2 separate regions of the Mus musculus genome follow, and region 1 is linked to region 2. The links are chromatin contacts, found by Hi-C or POLR2A ChIA-PET in ENCODE. All regions are on one chromosome and are shown on one strand. The core of a region is the stretch at or near the end of the contact, and the rest is flanking DNA. Distances in the headings are between cores, read along the strand shown. Region 1 holds the start of Cbr4 (carbonyl reductase 4). Region 2 holds the start of 1700001D01Rik (RIKEN cDNA 1700001D01 gene).

Region 1 (6,892 bases), core at 3,101-5,600, 200 kb after region 2:
GAACCCAGGTTATCAGGCTTATACAGCAAACACTCTCTGAGCCATCTTGCCTGCCCTCTACCCATCTTTTCTCTTTTAATTTCATACAATCTCCATGTGTTAATAAATTGCCTAAGCTATTCTTGAACTCATTCTGTAATCAGGGTAGGCTTTGAACGTTCGAACCTCATTCCTCAGCTCTCCAGGGACTTTAGGGATTATAGACTTTCATGGCCAAGGCTTGACCACTTTTGCCTTTTAAAATAATTAGCTCTATACCCTAGATAGGGGAATAATACTCCTTCCACAACCCATAGACTAACAAGTAAAAAAAAAAAAAAACAAGACAAAAACAAACAAACAAACAAAAACAGTGTCAAGTGTGAGATATCACCCCTAAAGTTGTCAATCAAGGGGAGACTAGAGACCCTCAAGACAATGCAGGGGGTTGCCATTACTCTTGGTGAAGACCCTACTGCTGAAGACACCACACACTTTGCCATCGGACTGGGAGACATCAAGCTGGTACTCATCAGACACCTTCTTTCCTGTTCATTAGCTTTCATAGTAGGAAAAGGAGCTAAGTAGGCTGCTTGAGGGTAAAAGCATCAGTAGTCTTGATATGAACCTGGAATGCTGCACTAAGAAGTGTCCTGGAAAGAACACGCCCACAGGTGCATAAACGTTATGGATGTAACCAACAATTTTCTTATAGGATTTAAGTAATAATAAGAAAGTAATCGTTCAACAAACCCAAAAGAAGATAGCCAAACAAACATAATTCCACCTCTAACAACAAAAATATCAGGAAGTCAGTCACTTTTCCTTAGTATCTCTTAATATCATTGGGCTCAATTCTCCCAAAAAGACAAAGACTAACTGACTGGATATATAAACAGGACCTAGAATTTTTGCTTCATACAGGAAACAGACCTCATCAACAAAGACAGACACTACCTCAGAGTAAAAGGTTGGAAAACAATTTTCCAAGCAAATGGTCCCAAGAAACAAGCTGGAGTAGCCATTGTAATATACAATGAAATCAAGTTTCAACCAAAAGTTACCAAAAAAAGACAAGGAAGGACACTTGATACTGGTCAAGGGAAAATTCCACCAAGATGAACTATCAATTCTGAACATGTATGCTCCACTATCAATTCTGAACATGTATGCTCCAATTGCAAGGGTACCCACATTCATAAAAGAAATTTTACTAAAGCTCAAAATAGCACATCCCATACAATAATAGTGGGAGACTTCAACACCCCACTCTCAGCAATGGACATGGAAACAGAAAGTAAACAGAGACACAGTGAAACTAACAGAAGTTATGAACCAAATAGATTTAACAGATATTTATAGAACATTTCATCTTAAAGCCAAAGAATATACCTTCTTCTCAGCACCTCATGGTAGCTTCTCCAAAATTGACCATATAATTGGTCACAAAACAGTCCCCAACAGATACAAGAAGATTGAAATCATCCCATGCACTCTATCTGATCACTAAGGGCTAAGGCTCATTTTAAATACCAAGAAAAACAACTAAAAGCACACATACACATGGAAGCTGAACAACACTCTACTCAATGATAACTTGGTTAAGGAAGAAATAAAGAAAAAATTAAAGGTTTTTCAGAATTTAATGAAAATGAAGACACATTATACCAAAACTTATGGGACACAGTGGAAGCCATACTAAAGGGAAAACTCATAGCTCTACGTACCTCCAAAAAGAAACTGGAGAGAGCATACACTAGCAGCTTGACAGCATACCTGAAAGTTCTAGAACAAAGAGAAGCAAATATACTCAAGAGGAGTAGATGACAGGAAACAATCAAACTCAGGGCTGAAATCAACCAAATAGAAACAAACAAACAAACAAAAAAAAACTATCCAAAGAATCAACAAAACCAGGAACTGGCTCTTTATGAGAAAATCAACAAGATAAAGCCTTAGCCAGACTAACCAGAGGGCAGGGAGACAATATCCAAATTAATAAAATCATAAAATGGAGACATAACAATGAAATATATCTTAAAATAATTATTCTGTTTGTTGAATATTAAGAGTTGAAAATATTAAAATCATGTTCTATAAAAAAAAGAAAAACAAACAGACAAAAAACAAACAAACAAAAAAACCCCACAAGAAACATAGAGAAACATACAAGGAAATTTAGAAACCCCAAATTAGAAACCGCAATATACAAGCAAAAGAGTAGTAAGGTTTAAAAAAATTGTTCAAATGGGGCAAGATGAGACAAAAAAAAATTCCAAACATACCAGTGAGTTTCTTTGGTGTCAGCAGTTTACTGCTGGCCTTGGCCTTACCCTTTAGTGTAGTTTGTATATTCAATGAAAGTCTGCTGGAGCAAACTAATTTTCCTTTGCAAGCAGTTATTAATAGGAGGCAGCTTCTGGGTTAAGGCTGGAAATCCATGTCCACTTCTCCCTCTTGCTTGGACCCATTTGGCTTGGACCTGTGTAGGCTCTGTGCATGCTACTACAGTTTCTGAGTTGATATCTACATCAATCCTGGCGTCTAGAAGACACTTTCTCCTTAGTGTCTTTCTTCCCCTCTGGCTCTTACACTATTTCCACATCTTTGTTATAGATCCCTGAACCCTGAGCAGACGGGTTTAATGAAGATATCCCATTTAGAACATATAGTGAGTATCCCAACCTCTAACTCTCTGCACACTGTCCAGGTGTGGCTCTCTGTTAGTTCCCGTATACTGGAAGAGGAAGCTTCTCCGGTGAGGGCTGAGTATGACATTGACCAAGGGAAATAGCAGAATGTCATTTGGAGTCTTTTTTATTGCTACATTACTTCATCAGGACAGTGATATTTGTCGTAGGTACTTCCCCTAGGCCTATTTAGTCTCAGGTTTTTGGTCACCAAGTATTGACAGGCTTAGCTTCATGGGGTGGGCCTTAAATCCAGTCATGGTTTTTGCATAAACATTGTTTATGTAACCAACAACTATTGCATGGGCATGTCACATTCAGGGCAGATTGTCATTGTAGATCTAGGGGTGTTTAGTTGAGTTGGTATTTACCTTTCTTCTCTGACAACCAACATATTTGAAGATTGTCTCCAATACCCAGTGGAACACACACACACACACACACACACACACACTCACACCACTAGCTAGACTTGATGGGTTAAAAATATGTATGGCTTTGTTTTATTACAATGAAAAACTTCATAAAACATTGGAACATGGGATTTGTAGCAACATAAATCTGGTCATTCATGTTTTGCTTAATAAACTATATAGTATTCTCTTTAAGGTAAAAAAAAAAGAAAAAGAAAAACTTTAAAATTAATGTGCAACTTTTCTGGTAGGTCCCCACCCCTCCCCAATTTAGAAATCAATACTCAGACCCGGCTTTGCCAGCTTGCTGTGCCTTCAGTCCTCACTGGCCTTTTGATTTCTGGTGTTAATACAACTTTGTACTTTAATAAACAATTTAGCCCATTAGAGTTTTATGTGAGTTAGTCCTGTTGCTCCAGAATTCTCCCTACCTCCAATAGGGACTATGGTCTACTTTTTTATTTAGTACACTAATATTCTGTCAAGAAATGTTCTCTTTACACTAGAATGCTAACAAATCATGCCATTTATTTATTTATTTATTTATTTATTTATTTATTTATTTATTATCTGTTTATTTGGGAGGCATGGTTGAGACAGAGTTCTCTGTGCAGCCCTGGCTGTCCTGGAACTCTAGACCAATCTGGTCTTCAACTCAAGAGATTTACCTGCCTCTGCCTCCTTAGTGTGGGATTAAAAGCATGCACCACCATGCCCAGCTAACTTTTTCTTAAAAAAAAAAAAAAAAGCACTCAGGATATCTTATTTAGGAGTATAGGAACCCAATATTGCCAATAATGACCTAAGCTTGCTCTTTAATCTTTACTCTATTCTGATCAGTCGAAGAGCGTGGAGGCCCATACCTGTAGATGCCAGCAGCTCTGTGGAGGCTGAGGGAGGAGAATCATAGAGAATCTGAGGCCAGCCTGGGTAACATAGCAGGTCTTTTCCTCAAAAAGAGGAGTACAAGCATTTATTGAATCCCTCTACACAGTGTTCTTTCTTTGTTGCTGTCTTTGAGACAAGATCTCACTCTCTAGACCAGGCTGGCCTTGAACAGTGATGAGTGAACAGGCCTGAGCCACCACACACGGCTTGTGCTCTTTGACAGGACATTTACCCTCATAGAACTAACCAGGCTTGGGAATAGGCATCCAGCAGCAGTTACTAAAATGCTCACAAGTGCAAGAGAGTAAGGACTACAAGTCCCAGAATGCAATGCAACCCTCGAAGAGTCCGTGTGCACTGACGTCTAATCCTCGCGCCTTGTTTTGTGGCCTGGGTTGTCTGTTGAAAGGAGAGCATACTGGTTTTGTCAGTAGCTGTGTCTTTTATTACAAGTTCTGAGTCTCAGGGATCCATCTTGCTGGTCCGCGGTCCAAGATGGACAAAGTCTGTGCGGTTTTTGGAGGCTCCCGGGGGATCGGCAGGGCGGTAGCCCAGCTAATGGCCCAGAAGGGTTACCGTCTGGCGATCGTCTCCAGAAACCTGGAAGTGGCCAAAGTCACCGCCGGCGAGCTCGGCGGTATGTACCGGAAGTGTCCTCGCCGTGCGACCAAGGTGCAAGTCCTTGAGTTCCAGTCCACGGGCCCTGCCCATGTACCCGGGTTTGCGCCCCAGATCGCTCGTGCCCCATGACCAAACACTCACAGGGGCTCTCGCCTACTCCAGGCAGATTCTAAGGACCCCTGACAAGTAGTTGCCTTCCCCGCGGCCAGTGCTGATATTGAGAGCTGCCTTGCTCTGGCCTCTGGGAGGAGAGAATGGACGCGATTATACTGAAAGTAGAGAAGTCAGATACAAATGGCTAGATTGCATTTTGCTGAGAGCTCTTGCCCTTTGCGAAGGCACCCGACAGTATTTCAAAGAGAAACTCTTGATAAGTCAGGGTTGCTTCTCCAAGCCCATCAATGACTTTAGTAAGTTACTAATTTGTTTTCCCAGGCCCTTTGATTGTATTCCTATTCCAGCCCCCCCCCCCCCAACCCCAGGTTATTAACGGATTAGTCATTGCATTGCAAGTTTAAGTCTCGTTTGGAGAAGACAACTTGAAGAATGGAGAAAAATACATGTCACTATCAGGAAAGCATTGGGTATCTTGTAGGTCTAAGAGTGTCTGGTGCCGACTATATTTCTTTACTTATGTGGAAATAGCCTTGATATGTAACTCACACTGGCTTTGAACTTGTGGATCTCGTGTCTCAGCTTCCCAGTTGCTGAGATCTCCTTACTGTGATGGGACGGTGATGTCTTTAGTACAGAGTACACTCTGAACCTGCGGTGTGGTATCCAGCTTTCTCGGACATAGGGTCTCACTACGCAGCCTAGGTTTCCCTTGGATCAGGAGCTGGTCTCTGCCTCCTCCGTGCTGGGAACACAGGGGAACACATCTGTTCACCTTGGGTGTGAACACGAGCCTCAACACCTAGCCAGTCAGCATTGCTTCCAGTTTGCTAGATACTCCACCTTGCCCTGTGGTACTAGTTACCTGTTCTTCGGCTCTCCATCATATAGTTGGTTCATCTTGATGTATCCCTATCATAAATTGAGGAGCATATATATTAATATGGTAGCTTATCAGATAGGGAATATGTTTACTTTGAAGTCAGGGTTGCTTCCCCAAGCCCATCAGTGACTTCGTGAGTTTGGTGATAGGGATCAGGGAGTTCTATGGAGCCACCTCTCTTGTCCATGCTGGCCACAACCTTACAGTAGTAATCTCCTATCCCAAAGCTGAGACGGAAGGTATACACTACCATGCCCAGATTTAATTGCAGTTTTAAAAATCACATTTATTCATTTGGTTGGATGAGTACATCTATGTCATTGTGCACCTGAGGAACTCAGAGGACAGTCTGTTCTTTCCTTTCATTGTATGGGACCCAAAGGTTCAACCCAGATTGTTAGGCGTGGTGGAAAGTGCCCTTATCAAGTGAGCCATCTTGCTGGCCCTGACCACTTTTGTTTCTAGACTTTCCAAGCTTATTTCTTCTTAAGGGTTTGAGGTGTCACTCAGAATAGCCATGAACTTGTGAGTCCAGCAAGTGCCAACATTATGGGTAGCCAGGTACCCATAGTTCTTGTGTCTAAATCTCCCATTCAAGAAAACTCCAAAGTTAAAGTTAGATTTCGATAATGTTTTATTTTATGTACTTGCTGTATCCTAGAATTTGGCAGGCAGAGGCAAGATGAGCCTGAGTTTTGAAGTCAGTCTAGGCAACACAGTAAAACCTTATCTCAAAGCAAAACAAAAACAAAACACTCATACACAAGACGGAAAAAACAAACCTCATTATTTCTCCTTCACTTCCATCCACCCTGTCCTTTCATCGTGTGCTCTGAGGGCAGGAACCCATGACTGGCTGTCATTGCTCGGCCCAGCACAGGCTTGCTGAAGAGTCTAATCATAAAGCAAATAAATTCGAAATTCAAGTTAAGATTTAGAGGTAATTCTGATTTAACTTTGTTTTGTAGGAAACCACTTGGCATTTAGGTGTGATGTTGCCAAAGAACAAGATGTTCAGAGTACATTTCAAGAGATGGAGAAACATTTAGGTCCAGTAAATTTCTTGGTAAATGCAGCCGGTATCAACAGGTTGGTCAAAGATTGAGGTGAATTTGTGATACCTGTTTTAAAAGATTTTTTTTCTTAATGCGTTGATGGCTTAGTTTCTTTTCCATTGCTATTACGAAATGTCATGACCCAAAGCTATATATAAAACAGAGTGTTCGATTGAGGTTATGGTTTCAGAGTGTTAGAGCCATGTTGGTGGAGTAAAGCCATGGTGGGTAGCAGCAGCCGGGAACCCA
Region 2 (6,273 bases), core at 1,694-4,193:
TAAGAGAGAAGAGATAGTGGCTTCAGAGCATTCCCCAGGCTGATTACCGTCTTAGCAATGGGATTACAAACCCATAAACTAGTTTCCTTGATAGACATCTCACAAGCCATTTCTGTTTCTCCGGAGATGCACATGTGGTGTTAATTTTTGACCCGATTCGTAGGACCTCTGATACCCTGACACACAAAGAACAGTCACAGGAAAGCTAGACTTACTGGCATTAACTTTTTTATTGCTCTTGCCAAAGGAATACTGTGTACTGGATCTGACTCCGGTTTCAAAACAAATGTCAAAAATTTAAAACACTGGACTTAGTGGAACGTAAATAGTGCATTTAATGAAGCAGTTTCCCGGGGGCTCCCTCATTACCCTGTCCCATCAGGTAACTCCATTGCTGGTAATGTCCCACGTTAGTGTAGGATTCCTCCCCTGCCATAGCTCTCTGATTGACGTGGAGGGGAGGTGATTGACCTGGAGGGAGACACTTCACTCCCTTGGAAAGTTTTTTCAGCCAGCGGGTCAACTTCTTAATTCTAAAGAAAATGGTTTAAATGAGAGAAAGGAGAAGTAATGAGCCCATCTTATCGTGAGCCCTACCCCAGCTGCCGTAGGAAGTCGAGCTCTCTGACACCGAGGAGGCATCTACTGTTAACTGTCAGAATGTGATGTTCTTCATTCTCCACTCTTAGTGCATGAAATGCAGATCTTAGCTTGCTCTGGGTTGTTGGAGGAAAGAGATACTGTGTTATTTGGTCATAAAAGTATGCTGTTTTGATTGGGGCGGGGGGGGGGTGTGCGTGATAAAACCTTGGCAGAAAATGTGATTTAATGAAATACATGTTGGAAGTTTTGTTGATGTAGTTTGATTAAAAGAAGATGTGCACCTCAAAATTTAAGCGAAATGGTAATTAAAAAAAGAACCCTGCAGCATTTAAGACCCTTGAGCCGATGTTAAGGGGACGGAGGGGAACCACGCGGGGAATATAGTGTTACCGTTGGAGAAGCTAATTCTTTCCTGAAGAGCATGCTCTATGTGGGGTTGGTTTGTTTTGCTTTCCTGTCTCATTTGATCATCCACCGTGAAGTTTTACTTCTCCTCTGAGTTCCCTTTTCCTCAGAGCCTGTCAGGGTGAAGTAAGTTAGAGCGAGGGGACTGGAAGGTATTTTCTGAATGTCTCCCGTGTGCCAGGAGTATGCTGGCCACTCTCTGCACAACAGAGCTGTGGCCTCAAAAGTATTAATTTCCTACTTGGCAAAAGGCCACCACTCACGGTCATAGACCTCAGTCAGTGCAACCAGATCCTAAACCCTACCTGTTGAGCACCAGGGCTGTATTCTGTTTTCCGTGGGGTGTCCCTCGGTGTGTGATTTCATAGAGTCATGGAACTCTACTGGGAAGAGGGGAAGAGCCTGCCGGAGAGTGAATCTCTTCACTAGCGCTAAGAAACTCTGGAGGGTTGGAGATGTAGCTCCATTGGCAGAGTGCTTTTCTAGCCTATGTGACACACAGGGAAATGGTGGCAGAGACCTGCAATCCCAGGGATGGAGGCAGGAGGATCAGAAATTCTAGACTATACTTGGGTTTGAGGCTAGCTCAGATTCTGAGATCCTGCTTCCAAGAGGGGTGGGGGCGGGACCGGGACCAGTCATTCATTCAGGAAATCTTTTCTGTCTTTCTTCTCAAGAGCCATCTCCCTAAAGAGTTCAAGGGAATGAGCATTGCCATCTAACTATAGTCTGTTTCATTTCCCTTTTATTTATGTTGTCTTTTTGCTTGGAAAGTGTACACCTGTCCATGTTTCAGGTTCCTTTCATTGAGGGCACCATTAGCATTTCTAACGGGAAGTTCACCAAACTTTACCTGAGGTGCAGAGTTTAAATCTTCCGATGGTAACACAGCTAAGTGATTCAAAAGGGCTAGGCTTCCCTTTTGCTGGAAACTGTTTCATGCTGTTGGTAGACGAAATTATTATTGTGGTTGTTTTTGTAGAAACAGACAGTTACCCAGGCATGGAATTATCGGATACTCTGGTTTCTGAAGGTGGATATTTACTTCCATTGTACTTTCAGAGGCTCAGACAATTGTGACTATGCTTTAAACCCAAATAATAATTATAAACAGGCTGGAAACTGAAGACTTTGATTCATTTTAATTTATTCTTTAGAAGGAGCTACAGATGAGACGGTACACTGAAATAGGACTGCCCGGCCTGGGCTTGAGTTCTCCTCCACACAGAGACCTACTGTTTAAGGCTGCTAAATGTGTACTCTATTTGCCTGGGTGTGTGGGCACAAGAGAAATAGAGAGGGCAAGAATCGAGGTTGATCTTGTGCCAGAAACCAGATCTCTGCTGAGGTTAGTAAGCACTGAACTGAAGCATCGGGTAAAGAAACGGTTCTTGTTAGGGTCCAGACACGAGTGCTAGTCCTGTCTCAGCATGAAGGACACTGTTTTGCACGAAGTAGCCCCCAACCCCCAGGCTTTGCAGAGTGAAGACAGAGATACCATCCATCCCGGCTCTTTGTTTGGGGAGTCAGAGAAGTCCTGGTGGACCCTCACTGTGTTTGCTTTGAGTTGGCGTTGGTCCCGTGCCAGGCTATGTATGCATCTGATATGCATCGTCTCATTGAATTCTCCCAGTGACCTTATGAGATGCCTTTTCATTTTTGAGACGGGCAAACCAGACCTGGAGAACATTGGCTACTATGTAACTCACAGCCAGTGGAGCCGGGCCCTGAACCCAAATTGATCTTAACCATTAGTGGCATTTGCAGTTTTGACCAGGATCCTGGCCACTCGGTTTTCCCCACTTGCCTGCAGTGATGGATGGAGAGCGTTGAACTTGAGACCTCGTCCTGAGCACTCGGAACAGTAAGCTTTGGTGCACTTTGGAAAGAATAAAATCAACAAACTGGCTCAGCTGGGAGATGGGAGCTGTGGGAGAAGGCAGCAGTGTTTTCTCTCTGACATCACAGGAAGTTACCATGGAAATGATTATGGTATTATGAATACAAAATTATAACTTTGAGCAGGAAATAAGCTGCCCGAGGAAGCAGAACACCGAGGAACAGCAACATCGTTGTCATGAAAATGTCTTTTAGGTTTTAGATGAACAAATTTAGCAACATGAGGTCTGAATGCCTGGTCTCTTTCAACATTCCCGAAACATCAGTGTTAAATTATTCTTTTAACTCTCTTGGTTTTGTTCCTACTTTCAGGACTTGTTGAAAGTAAAACAACTCCCATGTGTGCATGTGTGTTTGTAGTTTAGCAAATATTGTTTTTTAAAGATCCTCCTTGCCTCAGCCCCCGTTAAATCCCTCCTTCAAAATGTTCCCAGTGGAGATAAACTGTTTCCTGGCCTTTCCATCAACAGATTCACTTCAGAAGGAGTTAGGGCTGGCATTTGTTAATTGCCAAGGCCAACTGTAGCAATTGGAGGGGAAGGGTAGATAATAAAAACCCAAATATAACAAGAACGTCAGTTCCCAATTTCATGATCCCCATTACTCTTTATGAAATGTAATGCTTTCCAAAAATGTTTGTTTAGAAAATGCTGATCATATTTTAAAGCTTTCCACAGGAAAGATGTTTCAGGCTGCCAGCCATCAGAAGTGGCAACGTGCTAGATTAGAGTCCACCATTTTCTTATGTTTGGAAGTGTGATGCTTTTATTTGTTTGTTTGTCTGCCTGGTTCTTTCTTGCACACGCTGAAGACAGCTGTGCTGCTCTCTTAATGGTGGGATTTTACCTTGAAAGGACCAAGTGTTCCACACAGGGACTTCATAGCTGTTCTGGTCCACTGTGCTCTAGAGCCAGGGTTGTCAACCTTCCTGATGCTGTGACCCTGTAATACAGTTCATCGTGCTGTGACGACCCCACCCCACACACCATAAAATTGTTTTGTTACTGCTTCATAACTGTAACTTTCCTACCGTTATGGATTATGAAGTAAATATTCTTAGACTATTCTGAGATCTACTGTATCTTCTCAGTCTATGAATAGGAAGAAAAAGGAAAAAGAGCATTAGCATTAGAATTTTAAAACAGCGAGTGGGTGCGGGGAGGGTAGCTCAGTGGTAGGGTTTTTGCCTGGTCTCCAGCACTGCTAGAAAAATAAATAAGAAACAATAACATAAGTCGGTAAAAGGAGCACAGATATGTCATTGAACTGGTCACAGATGAGCAGTGCATCCCATGTTGGTCATACTTAAGATCCATGAATGGTAATGTAGGTTATATTTGAAACATACAATATGCTTCTACATCTGGGAAGCTACCGTTCAATTTCAGATCATCACCGATATCTGACATCACCGTCCTCTTTCTCCCATCCTTTGCCAGCTTGTGTTTATCATTTATTTGTCCCGTAAAAAGTTTATAGTCCGTTGTATAAGTGTGAAAAGTGTTTAAAAACAGTAACGCTAGCTGTTCCTATTTTTACAAAGTCCATTGTTATGTTTCCAATTTATCTGTGTTGCAGTGAGCATGGTTCCTGCCTACTGATGCATACATTTCTCTAACAACCTTTACTTTCATTTGTGGATTGTTTGGAAATGATTTACAGTTTCCCAACATATGGGAACCTAAAACGTCTTTTTGTATTATTGTTTTTTTTTTTAATTGCTTTGTGATTAAAGGACTTGGTCTATATATTATCTATTTTTGGAAACCCATTGAGAATTTTGTGGCTTACTGTATATTACGTTTAGAAAGTACATGCATGAAAATTATATTAAAGTTATATATGGCACAAGCCTGTAATCCTGGAACTCAGAAGGCTGAGGCAGGAGGATTGCTGCAAGTTCATGGCTAGCCTGGGGAATCTAGTGGGTTCCTGGCCATCCTGGGCTACAGTGTGAAACTTTGTCTCCAAAAAACAAAACAGAAAGCAAGAAGTAAAGAGAGAGGACATCTGATGCACTTCACATCCTCCCCTCAAGCATGGCTTAGAACCTCCGACTACTGATGGGTTTATTTCTTCCCTCGGTGTTTTTAATTAAACTTTGCTATGTACATAGAAAGCTGACGTTTTTGGTTTCTCTGTGTAGCTCAGGCTAAGGTGGAACTCACTATTAGACAAGGCTGGCTTGGAGAAGAGATTCTCCTGCTTTAGGCCCCTAAGTGCTGGGACCACAGGTACATGCTGCCACACCTGGCCTCCTAGAACTATGCATAACAGAATGATAGTTTTCAGTTACAATCTTAATCTTTCTCCTCTCTTCTCCTCTCCCCTCCCCTCCCCTCCCCTCCCCTCCCCTCCCCTCCCTTCCCCTCCCCTCTCTCTTTCTCTCTTCCTGAATGGAGTGAAACCTAACCTACTAACTAAATGATAATAATGAATGTTGGACTTTATTAGGTTCTTCCTATGCTGGGTTTTTTCTTGATGTCTATGTTTTAGATGAGTTTCTTGCAACTATGATATTGCTGATTTTATTGACATGCTTTTAAAATACATTCTTATCTGATATTTAACTGGCAGATTAGTTTACAATTGTTCTATTATTATCTTTATCACCACCACCACCACCACCACCACCACCACCACCACCACCACCACGATGGAGTCAGGATCTCACTATGTAGCTCTAGCGGGACTGGAACCAGTCTGGCCTCAGATCCACAGACATGCCTGCCTCCTGAGGGATTAAAGGCCTGCTCCACTACACTGATTATTCATTGGCTTGATGCTGGTACTGTCACCTTCTGCTCTCACCTCTGTGTCCATCATCAGGTTCATTTTTTTCAATTGCTGGGACATTTAGAAGCTTTAGTAAGTGCTCCTAACTGCATTTGTTTTTCTGTTGTTGTGTTATTGTTGTTGGGTTTTTTCCCTCCTCCTCTTCCTCCTCCTCTTCCGGTGACTTTAAAGTGCTTTTATTTTATACTTTCTTCATTCCTTTAGGTAGATGGAGACTTCCATCTTGTACCTGTTCCCTCTGGTTTTGAATTTTCCCTTGCACACTTTCTGTGACTCTGTAAGCATTGCAAACCACTCTCTTCATCTGGTCCAATCGTCTTTTCTTCCTCTTTGTTTTGGAAAGCTATTTTATCTGGGTATAGAATCTCTGTTTGACAGGTTTATTTTTTTTCCTCAGTATTTCTGACAAGAAATTAGTCATTCCCCTTTCTTCTTCTTTATATAACATCTTTCCTACCCTATGACTGGTTTTATTTTAAGAACTGTTTTTTTTTAACTTTTTATTAATTCTTTGTGACTTTCACATCATGCACCCCAGTCCTGCTCTTCTCCCCTCCCCCTCATATCTGC

What was found. Hi-C counts contacts between places; a loop is a spot of excess contacts on that map. ChIA-PET counts read pairs that join two places held with the same protein, here RNA polymerase II (POLR2A).
Region 1: a map of v-Abl transformed pro-B cells shows a loop between it and region 2 (2.1-fold over the local background). The contact joins the promoter of Cbr4 here to the promoter of 1700001D01Rik in region 2. A Hi-C loop is called at or near these places in 3 of 37 maps with a recorded cell type or tissue (T-helper 17 cell and v-Abl transformed pro-B cells). POLR2A ChIA-PET finds 5 or more read pairs at or near these places in 2 of 5 experiments (Patski and embryonic stem cell).

What each region holds. Positions count from the first base shown.
Region 1 is chr8:61,483,384-61,490,275 of GRCm38, forward strand. Cbr4 (carbonyl reductase 4) reads left to right here and starts at 4,351. Exons shown (of 5, transcript NM_145595.2): 1 at 4,351-4,607; 2 at 6,557-6,677. The coding sequence starts at 4,466.
Region 2 is chr8:61,285,929-61,292,201 of GRCm38, forward strand. 1700001D01Rik (RIKEN cDNA 1700001D01 gene) reads right to left here and starts at 2,944. Exons shown (of 5, transcript NR_045475.1): 1 at 2,816-2,944. The region is part of intron 2 of Sh3rf1 (SH3 domain containing ring finger 1); the gene reads left to right.